Regions from separate parts of the Homo sapiens genome. Here all the other regions are linked to region 1. Evidence: chromatin contacts called from ENCODE Hi-C or POLR2A ChIA-PET data. All regions are on one chromosome and are shown on one strand. The core of a region is the stretch at or near the end of the contact, and the rest is flanking DNA. Distances in the headings are between cores, read along the strand shown. Region 1 holds the start of DDX23 (DEAD-box helicase 23). Region 2 overlaps ITGA5 (integrin subunit alpha 5). Region 3 holds the start of HNRNPA1 (heterogeneous nuclear ribonucleoprotein A1).

Evidence for each region. A loop is a pair of places that touch in the nucleus more often than their neighbours do. ChIA-PET counts read pairs that join two places held with the same protein, here RNA polymerase II (POLR2A). Pooled maps may share reads with other maps.
Region 2: POLR2A ChIA-PET joins it to region 1 with 10 read pairs in BJ. The contact joins the enhancer-like site here to the promoter of DDX23 in region 1. POLR2A ChIA-PET finds 5 or more read pairs at or near these places in 2 of 52 experiments (BJ and K562).
Region 3: a loop to region 1 is called in a pooled map, with 21 times the contacts of the local background. The contact joins the promoter of HNRNPA1 here to the promoter of DDX23 in region 1. A Hi-C loop is called at or near these places in 6 of 50 pooled maps. POLR2A ChIA-PET finds 5 or more read pairs at or near these places in 2 of 52 experiments (HepG2 and endothelial cell of umbilical vein).

What each region holds. Positions count from the first base shown.
Region 1 is chr12:48,850,587-48,854,073 of GRCh38, reverse strand. DDX23 (DEAD-box helicase 23) reads left to right here and starts at 1,911. Exons shown (of 17, transcript NM_004818.3): 1 at 1,911-1,990. It overlaps LOC105369755 (a long non-coding RNA gene), which reads right to left and starts at 2,353. Exons shown (of 2, transcript XR_944925.3): 1 at 2,260-2,353; 2 at 1,525-2,024. RefSeq lists enhancers at 777-986, 1,866-2,055.
Region 2 is chr12:54,411,559-54,415,045 of GRCh38, reverse strand. ITGA5 (integrin subunit alpha 5) reads left to right here. Exons shown (of 30, transcript NM_002205.5): 2 at 3,082-3,212. All of the region lies in intron 2 of GPR84-AS1 (GPR84, ZNF385A, ITGA5 and GTSF1 antisense RNA 1), which reads right to left. Among named protein-coding and RNA genes, the nearest start is that of ITGA5, 6.0 kb to the left of the region's middle. RefSeq lists enhancers at 2,031-2,812, 2,813-3,487 and a silencer at 3,248-3,387. Within about 2 kb of position 1,570, at least 24 of the 41 ENCODE cell types and tissues checked have a DNase peak (open chromatin) inside an H3K27ac peak, as active enhancers do.
Region 3 is chr12:54,279,183-54,282,669 of GRCh38, reverse strand. HNRNPA1 (heterogeneous nuclear ribonucleoprotein A1) reads right to left here and starts at 1,944. Exons shown (of 11, transcript NM_031157.4): 1 at 1,848-1,944; 2 at 1,168-1,284; 3 at 729-875; 4 at 370-580; 5 at 184-276; 6 at 5-97. The coding sequence starts at 1,862. CBX5 (chromobox 5) reads left to right here and starts at 2,548. Exons shown (of 5, transcript NM_012117.3): 1 at 2,548-2,662. RefSeq lists enhancers at 665-1,423, 2,166-2,225, 2,236-2,325, 2,616-2,665, 2,184-2,943 and 1 more and a cis regulatory region at 849-3,149.

The DNA of each region.
Region 1 (3,487 bases), core at 662-3,161:
AAATAACAAGTATCCTTGAAGCCCAATGTCTTACATGTGTCATGAGATGTGCGCACAAGTACTAGAGGAACTCTGCCACTATGAACTGGGACAAGCTTTATCACCCTCCAGGAGCTCAATTTAAAGAGAGTTGAGATGGCAGCCTGAAAATGGGGAAAGGTAATGGACTCTGAAGTTAAATGAACCTGAATTTTGGCTCCATTCTTTTCTTTTCTTTTTTCTTTCTTTCTTTTTTTTTTTTTTCCAGTCAGGGTTTTGCTCTGTCACCCAGGCTGTAGTGCAGTGGCACGAGCATGGCTCACTGCGACCTCGACCTCCTGGGCTCAAGCAGTCCTCCTGTCTTGGCCTCCCAAAGTGCTGAGATACAAGCATGAGCCACCTCACCTGGCCCATTCTTTTAACTATGTGGCCTTTGAAGGCATAATTACTCTTTCTGGGCCACAATCTCCTTACCAGTAAAATGGAGATAGCACTCATCTCATACTGCTATGAGAACTAAGTAAAACAAATAAGGTAGGTTAAGTGTCCAGCCCAGAGCTGAGCACTTAGAAGATTCTCAATAAAAAGTGGCTGCAGTTTTTGAAGATTCTGGCCTACCATGGTTGGTCTGATTCTTAGTTTAATCTGTGAATCTGTGAGTCGAGCGCCCTCTCGTGCTTTTGTGGTGAATTACACCTAACAGATCTCAGAGCTCTCTTCTTTCCCTTGCGTTCTCTCTGGAGTAGAAGCTGGGAGGTGAAAGGCTGCAGGTTCTAAGAGAAGTGTGTGTCTCCGAGGGTTACTTTGGGCCATTGTACGTGATGCTCAGGGCTTTAGGATTACTTGGGTCTATCCTGAGGCTCTGCTTGAGAGCTTGGGCATATTCAGAGAGAAAAGGCAGACCTACAGCCATGTGGAATTGAAGCAACAAACCTGCTGCTGGCAAAATGGGAAGGGAGGTCCGAGATACTTCTGGTTATCTAAACCGTTTCCGCAACTGCAATGTTTTGTTTTGTTTTGAGGGAAAGAGTTATGAACCCATAAGACCAAAGAGAAACACAAAGTGAACTTACGATTTGAGGTTAAAACAACAACAACAACATCAACAACAACAACAACAGCAACAACAAAACTCAGTGGAAGACTGAAGTAGGGGAATCTGGGGGAAGAAAGAAGCAAAAATACCAAGATAGCTCAACAATTGGTCACATTCCAAAGGGCAAGAAATTGAGGAAACCAGGGTTCCATCTGGAATGTTGAGAAAACAGGTGCTAGAGCCCAGGAGATACCATCCTTCCGGGAGGACTTTAGAGCCCATTGTGTGGGCTCATTTGGAGCTGTAACAATAACTGGGGGTTGTTATGGCATTCACCCGGCTGCAGGGGCCAAGGTTGCTAAAACGTCCTCCTAAGCCTGGGATAGTTCCACACACAATGGAGAACTGCATCACCCTCCTTGTGAACCTACTCCGGTAACCTGATCTTTAGTTTGTCCAACTGTAAAATGGGGCTAGCCCCATTCTCACAGAATTATTATAAAAACCGCTTTTCCACGAATGGTATTTATTGTTACTGCGGTTGTTAGCTATAATTACGTACTACAGATATCTCAGGAAGCCCTTAAATTCCTCCACTGTAAGCCACGGGCAAGGACAGTCATAGACCGTAGTTTCTAGGAAGACCAGCCGATTCCAAGAAGGGTGCTCGGCGGGAGAACCTAATGCCGAAAGCCTATTGGCGAAAAACTCTTCCTTCCCGGACGCTAACGTCTGGCAAACCACATTGCCCGGCAGACCCCGCAGCCTGGGGCCGGCGCTCAAGTCATGCATTCTGGGATTGGTAGTTTCCAGGCCTCAGTGTCGGCCTGTGCCGCCCAGCTCCAGGAACTCGCCTTCCCAGCTTGCCTCGCGGCCGGGGGGGTGGGGGGTGTTCATCTCCGCGACCAGGAAACGGGAAAGATGGCGACGGCTCCGCGACGTTGAGGCCGCGTTGGGCGGTTCAGACTCAGGGTGGTGAGTCCCGGGCGGTGGAGGCGGTTCCCACGAGCTTACAGAAAGGGCTAGAGTCAGGGCACGGCGGTGGCCCCTGCCTCCTGGATGAGGCGGGAAAGAACGCCTCAGAGAAGGGGCATGAACCCGGGAAGCTCGGGCGGGCTGGAGTGAAGGGGCGCGGGCCCCAGGGGTAGTGTTGGCTCCTCCGGGCACAGGCCACGTCCCTGCACGATATTTTCCTCCCAGGACTCTGCCTATGGGCACAGCGCCTCTGATACCCCCAGTCTGACCTTATTCTTTCATGCTTAAAGTAGCCTTTGGTGCAGCCAAACTGGAACTCTGGCTTTTCTCTCGCAGTCAGTCCATGTTTTCCCGCCTCTGCGCCGGCCGTATTATTTCTTTTGCCGGGAATGACTTCTTTTCCGCGTCCTTAATTACATATCTTAAAATTCTACTTATACTTAAAAGCTCAAGCGTCACTTCCTCTTCCAAGCCTTCCACATCACCTTTTACAAGTGAAAGGAAACGCCTTTGAACACCTGTATTACTACATCTGAGCCTTGATACTCTTCTTGGTATGTGTCTCATACCCCCTATTGTTCTTTTTTTTCTTTTCTTTTCTTTTTTTTTTTGAGACGGAGTCTCGCTCTGTCGCCTAGGCTGGAGTGCAATGGCACGATCTTGGTTCTCTGCAACCTCCGCCTCCCGGGTTCAAGCGATTCTCCTGTCTCAGCCTCCCGAGTAGCTGTGATTACAGGCGCACGCCGCCACGCCCGGCTAATTTTTTGTATTTTTAGTAGAGACGGGGTTTCACCGTGTTCCCCAGGCTGGTCTCGAACTCCTGAGCTCAGGCAATCCACCTGTCTCGGCCTCTTAAAGTGTTAGGATTACATGCGTGAGCCACCGCGTCCGACCTCATAACCCTGTTGTTCTAAACACTTCCTGTGAACAGAATTTATTTTTGTAACTCACATAGCACCTAGCACTGTGCCTTGCGTACAGTAGATGCTTGTTAAATACGTCATTGAGTGAAAAAAAAGAATGTGCCCCTGCCCTGCAAGAACTGAGGACCTGAAGATCTGGAGGTTTGAGAGGAAGGCTGCTGGGAAGCATGGCCAGAGTCAGCCTGGTTATTTGGCCCTTGTGATAATAGAACCTGTAATAAAAGTTGCCTGTATTTACTGTCTTCTTCTCATTTTTCATTCTCTTCCAAACTCATTCCACTCAGGCTTCCATTCCCGCAATGCAACTGAAACAGCTCTTGTCAAGGTCACCAATAATCTCCATTTTTCCAAATTCAGTGGTTACTTCCCTGTCCCTTATTCCCTCTCCACTTCGGTGGTACTTGACACAGTTGACCCCTCCCTCCTTGAAACATGTTTTTGGCTTCTTCGTTGCCATGCTTTTCTTTGTCTTTTCTCACTGGCTGCTAGTTCTTTTCAGTCTTTTTCTCTGGTTCATCCCGTGGCTAACTCCTGTTAAAGTGTTCCAGAGCTCAATTCTGGAGCTTCTTCTCTA
Region 2 (3,487 bases), core at 321-2,820, 5.6 Mb before region 1:
CTCCTGAGTAGCTGGAATTACAGGCATGTGCCACCACGCCCAGCTAATTTTGTATTTTTAGTAGAGACGGGGTTTCGCCATGTTGGTCAAGCTGGTCTCAAACTCCCGACCTCAGGTGATCTGCCTGTCTCAGCCTCCCAAAGTGCTGGGATTACAAGCGTGAGCCACCACGCCTGGCCGTTGTTGTTGTTGTTGTTGTTGAGAAGGAGTCTCGCTCTGTCTCTGGACTGGAGTGTAGTGGCGTGATCTCGGCTCCCTGCAAGCTCCGCCTCCCAGGTTCATGCCATTCTCCTGCCTCAGCCTCCCTAGTAGGTGGGACTACAAGCGCCCGCCACCACGCCCGGATAATTTTTTTGTATTTTTAGTAGAGACGGAGTTTCACCATGTTAGCCAGGATGGTCTCGATCTCCTGACCTCGTGATCTGCCCGTCTCGGCCTCCCAAAGTGCTGGGATTACAGGCGTGAGCCACCGCACCTGGCGCTTTTCTCATTTTTTATTAACCAAAAACATCTATAGCTGCCAATCAGAGTTTCTGACCAGCATGAGATAACCAGGTTCCCACATAAGTTGATATAATTCCAGCCAAAAGCAAATACACTTGAGGTTTTAATTAGCCTAGGCCACCTTATCTGGTAAATGCATGATTTCCGTTAGGCTTTCTGAAATATTGAAAATAGCACACGGACCCTCCATTGTTACCTTCTTAGACCCCTAAAAGTGCCCAACTGCTGCAGGATTTAGGAAGCAGGAAAAAGATGTGGGAAAATAAGGACAAACTAGCTTGCATGCCATCCATGGCACCAGTCACCTCACTTGGCGTGTTGGCAGGGGAGGCACTATTTATTGGATTGACTTTAGGTTGCTGGGATGGAAGGGCCACTGCCTGTCCAGGAATAAGCCATGGGTAGTGTGCCGGGAGGAAAGGAGGCCTAGGTCTGTGTCCCTTGCCTGCATGCCAGGTATCCTGAACCATCGCACAGCCGGAATGGATATGCCCCTGGCTTGTGGGCTTTACAAGCTTTGTAAACTCTCTGTCTTGCAACCCTGCTAAACTCCAGGCTACTTCCTCAGGCCACCCCAGGAGTGTCAGGCTCAGCTCCTCTCCAAGAGCAGTGGGTGTTGGAGAAATTGGCAGCAGGAATAGGGTCCCTTGGCCTTAGCCCTGTGCTCCAGGAAACTTTGAGAGAACCTCTTCTTCACCCAGAGGAAGAGGGAGAGGGTATTGCCCAAGTCCACAGTTAGTGCCTGAACCAGAACTCTTGGCTCCTGGTCCAGTGCTCCTTTCACTGCTTCCTGTACCTCTGCTGTTCTGGTCTAGTTCAGGTTGGTGGCCCTTTCTGCTTTCTAGAGCCTGAAGGCAGCAACCAAGTTCTCTGGGGGCTGCCCCTGCTGAGAGAGGGGTCTCCTTCTCTCACATCACCCAGCCCTAGGGCGGTGCAGCCAGACCCCACAAGTGGATGTCATGCCTAAGTGAGAAGGGTGGGGCCTGGCACGGAGGTGGGGGTGTGGGAGACAAACGGAGAAGTGAGAGGTTGGAAACAGACAGGAAGCCACAGGCAGTAAACATTTCCTGTCCCCAGAGTAACGGAGACTGGCACCTCCCCTCCCCACCCCTCCTAACTTCAGGAGCTCTCCCTCTTCAGCCTACCCATCTCCTATTCCTCTGGACCCTGCCTTCTCTCCCCTCCATTCTCACCACTGGCCCTCACAGACCCCTCCTCACTCTCCTCTTCCGTCCCCTCGGACCTGTCCTCTCTGCTGCTTCCATCCCCTATACCTCCTGGGCCACTCCTCCCCGCCTCAGTATACCTGGTCTTCTTGGAAAATACCCCCAGCTCTTGTGACCTCTACCATAATCCTTCACTTTGGGCCTTCTTGCCTAGTGAGAAAGCTGAGGAAGGTATTCAAATATCAGGGAAAGGGTAGGTATTGGACGGGTTGAAAGCTGAAAGTGAACAGAAACCAATAGAGATGGAGAAATGTAAAATCTGAGATAGAGAGATAGGATTCAAAAACCAAAACCAAGAGAGCAAGCAGTCATAGGGGCAGAGGGACAGAGGGATTGAGAAGCAGTGCCAGAGGCAGACACAGAGCAGAGCAGAGGCCAAGGCTGGCAGGAGCACTGGTCCAGAGGCTGGGTCGAGTTGCCCAGGCTGCCAGATACAAGTCCTGGCAGGAGACCCTTAGGGGAAACCAAGAGAGCCAAGAGCGGTGTGGAGGTCTTGGAGGCAAGAGACCTAGGGATGAATGAGGCAGAGCTGACGGCAGGAGGACTGCCCAGGCCCTTAGCTATGACCACCCCATTACACAGGGCAAACTTCCCCTCATATCAGGGGGAACAGAAGCACTGTGTCCAGAACTGGGACCCCGGTAGAGCAGACTCTGAATTCAGTCAGCTGGGGGTGGTCTATGGGAAAGGGGTTCAAGGGCTGAAACACAGACCCAGCCAGGAAGGGGAGGCCCACACCAGGGCCGGGGTGAGGGCAGGCCCAGGCCCAGTGGAACAATCTGTTTTCACTGTCCTCCAGCTCCTCTCTCCACTCCTGCTGCCTGATTTCCAAGACTCACATTTTCCTCCTACACGCCCCAAGGCTGGGTGGCTGGGCAGCCGGATGCCTGGGTCTTGGCCCAGGGAGGGGATTTGGCTTGGGAGGAGAGTATATAGGCTAGATGAGAGACCCTGAGGCTCCACAGGACCTTGGCGCTCCAGAAGCTATACATCTAATCTCAGCAGGTACGTAGAGGAGAGGGAGAAGCCAGGGGTACAGGCTCTGGCCCCTCTTCCCCTTCTAGAAATTGACTGTGGTTCCTCCTCTCTTTATGAACAGGATAAGGTAGGAGAGGACAGAGAATGGCGGGAGGAGGGGAGGGTTGTGTTAGTGACAGCGGCACATGGGGACCGCCTGACTCCAGCCTGTGCCTCTGGCATCTGTGGCATCTTCTGAGATATAAATACAACGCAGGGGGCATCTACTCCACCCCCAGCCAGCCCCAGCCTAGAGGCCTGGGTCCTTCCTGCCTCCAGACACCAATGAAAAGCTAGGAGCCATCCTCAACTGCCTCGCTTTTCCCCCCCACAGGGTCAGTGTGCTGGTGGGAGCACCCAAGGCTAATACCAGCCAGCCAGGAGTGCTGCAGGGTGGTGCTGTCTACCTCTGTCCTTGGGGTGCCAGCCCCACACAGTGCACCCCCATTGAATTTGACAGCAAAGGTAGGCCAGTGAAATTCAGGGAGGGACTGGGGGGTGGGACTGCAGCCTGGGGGCAAGGCCTGGGTGGGGCCTGGGGCGAGGGGTGGAGCCTGCTGGAACCCCGGCCACGTGACCTCTCAGCACCAGCTCTGGTGCTCCAACTGCTTACAGTGGATCCCCATGGCACTCACTCCACTCTCCCATCCAGCCCAGCCCAAGGAGGACGGGCATGATTCAGAAACATGTGGCTCTCATTTCCCCTGAATCACCCACAATTCTGGGAGGCCAGGGCCGTA
Region 3 (3,487 bases), core at 695-3,194, 5.4 Mb before region 1:
ATACCACGACCACTGAAGTTTCCTCCACGACCGAAGTTGTCATTCCCACCGAAACCACCTCCACGACCACCACCAAAGTTTCCAGAACCACTTCGACCTTAAGACATGAAGTTTAAGCATTAAATCATTCATACTGGAGTAACTCAAAGTTACCTTTAAGGTTTAATTAAGCAACAAGCATACCTCTTTGGCTGGATGAAGCACTAGCCATCTCTTGCTTTGACAGGGCTTTTCTAACTTCACAGTTGTGGCCATTCACAGTATGGTATTTCTGAACTAAAAAAAAAACATAGATACAACATGGTATCAGGGTTTAGAATGCCATACAGATTGTGGAACCCTTACTAAATGCCACTATCTGATACTTACTGACAATCTTATCCACGGAGTCATGGTCGTCAAAGGTTACAAAGGCAAAGCCCCTTTTCTTGCCACTGCCTCGGTCAGTCATGATTTCAATCACTTCAATTTTTCCATACTGTTCAAAATAATCTCTTAGGTGATGTTCTTCAGTGTCTTCTTTAATGCCACCAACAAATATCTTTTTCACAGTTAAGTGGGCACCTGGTCTTTGAGAATCCTAATAGGAGAAAAACCATAGGTTTAGATTAGCAAAGCCTATACTCGAATAAAAAATTTTGGTAAGTTTAGAAAACTCCCGAATCTTAAGTCCATAGCAGCACATATCCAAGTAAGTTTAAGAAGAAGAAGAAAAAAAACCCACTCACTTCTCTGGAGACAGCTCTCTTTGGTTCCACAACTCTTCCATCCACCTTGTGTGGCCTTGCATTCATAGCTGCATCCACCTCCTCCACAGTGGCATATGTGACAAACCCAAAGCCCCTGGAGCGCTTGGTGTTTGGATCTCTCATTACCTGAGAACAGTGTTAATTTATGTAACACAAAGTCTGACCGCAAAAGCTTTTGTCATTTTAACTTTGAATAGGGCAATAGGAAACTTTACACCAGCCTTTTATAAAAAGTCGTCCAGTTTCCCACTACCCTAGATTTAAGAGGTAGCTTTTAAAATCAAAGCAGGACGTTCCTTTGCCAACAAAGCTCTAACTATAATGCTATTAACTACTTTCATAAGCATTCGGAGAAGACTGCACCAAGATAAGCCAAGGAAATCGGCTGTTTTACTGCTTTGTCCCTTCCAAATCTTACCACACAGTCCGTGAGCGTTCCCCATTGCTCAAAATGGCTCCTCAGGCTCTCATCAGTTGTTTCAAAGCTCAACCCTCCAATGAAGAGCTTCCTCAGCTGTTCGGGCTCTTTAGGAGACTAGAGTGGGGGGAGGGGGAAGTGTTAAATGGGCTACAACACGAAACAATTTCCATCGAGGAAAAGAAAAACTAGACACCAACTGTGTACCTAGCACTTATTGTTCGTTCAGGTCGCAACAAGACACGTGCTTCTGCCTATCAAGGGAGGCCGTATGCTGGAGTTGGGAGTGCTAGGAAATCGCAAGCGCATGCGTCCCTAGTCGCCTTCCGACGCACGCGCAACAAAGGCTTGGGCGGTAGGGGTGCATCTCCACAATGGGACTAATCGCTCTTTAGAAAACTCGCTCACCAAGGCAAGGTTTAAAAAAAGACAAAGATCCTGTGTGCCTAAGAATTTTGCTACGAGTAACGAGTCCCGCATGATAACTCATGGTTGGCGGAGAGCGGCCTCATGGCGATCAAGAGGACAAAATGGCGACTTGAACTTTGGGAGGGGTAGGCCGTGGCAGCGACCGAAGGAACTGTAGAATGGGCTGGTGCAAGGAACGAAACCCAGCAGCATCTTACCGATTCAGGAAAGGGAGAGGAAAAAATTCAAGTGGGAAAGCGCGCCTAACTCACCTCTGACTTAGACATGACGGCAGGGTGAAGAGAGACTTTAACGATGCTTCTTCGGCGGCGTCCACGGGCAGAAAGGAGCAAGCTGACGAACGTATCTGCCAGCCTACCTTCGCCCTCTCTTTTTTACCCCGCCTCCTCGCTTTCGGCATTGGTAGACTCCGCCCTGGAACAGCTCTGATTGGATACTTGAAATCGCTTCCCCCTGCTATTGGCCTGTGGTGCCACATTGCTGTGTAACGTCATTCCTTCGGTCGTTCTACGCCGTCTCCACCCCTTGGAGTCCATTGGTTCCCGAGTAATGTTATTGTTAACCAGTCTGATTGGCCAACCGACCAATCATTCACATTTGAATCTACCTTGGGTGTTTAACATCTTTTTAATCTTCCACGCGCAAATATTACAGTCAAGTCGCTTGGCAAAGCATGATTAACACTATGTATTAGACAAGCAGCCAGGAGGTAACAATTTTTTTGCAATGAACTCTTGTTGACCGCACGTGTAGTAAAATGGCGAGTTTTGCGCAGGCGCATTAAGAAGTTCCACCTGCCTCTGAGAACACGTGAAATGGCGGGCAGGAGTAGGCAGTGAACCTACGGCGCCTGCGTGTTGGCGGGAGTTTGTCCTAGCTTTGCGCATGCGTAGTGGGCGGAGAAAAAAGGTCCGGTCCCAGGATTGGTTGCGCAGGCGCAGGGAAGGATCCGTTTTGGCGGGCGGTTGGCGTTGCGCAGAAGGCGGCGGCGGTGGTGGCTTGTGGTGCGGCCTCACCATACAGGAACAGGGCAGACGTTAGCGTGAGTGATCACTCTCAATCCCGGGTAAGTGGCAGACAGTCTTATCTACCCATAGTAGGTCTTGAACTGACTCCATTTGGGCCCGTTATTGTGTGAAATGAATGGACGGCGGGGTGGGGGGATAGTGAAGGGGCAGCGGTGGGTCGGGCCAACCAATAGAAGAACAGGGGGCGGGATGTTTTAATCCCCGTAGGTTCTTTGGAGCTGTGCAGCCGAAGACTTTGACTGGCTTGTGTATAGGCCAATTGGGTCTGCCTTGAGCTGCCGACTGATCGGCCCTTGGGCCATCGGAATGTGGGAGACGGGTTTTCCCCTTCTGAGCAGCGTCTCACTGAGCCAGTGAGCAGGAAGCGCGCGGTAGGTTGGGCTTCTCCAGGAGGCAGCGGTTTGACTCCAATGGGGAATGCGGGATCGGGCGGTTAAACGGATGGAACGAATCTGGAACCAGTAGACGGACAGCCTAAGGAAAGCGCTGGGACCAGTCGTCCAATCGGCTCTCCAAAAGAGGGAGGTCTTCGATTTGGGGTTGTGAGGAAGGGGAGTCGGTGCCTGTAATGGCGTGTGAGGGTGGATGTTTTATCCACGATGACTTCTCTAACGAAGCCTTTAGGCCTCAGTCCCATACACCTCCTTGAAAGCGTAAGTTTGCTCCTGTATTCCTCGACTTGAGCATTTTTCCCCCGCCCCCTCACCACTTGAGGTTTGGGGAACAGGAGTTGTTTTTTTTTGTTTGTTTGTTTTTAAATAATACTTTCAGAAGTCGCTTCTTTAGGAAGACTGTTAAAATGTTAGAACGAATGGGAGAAATCTCTATGTACTGTCATGGAAAGGCGTTCAAGAAATATCTCC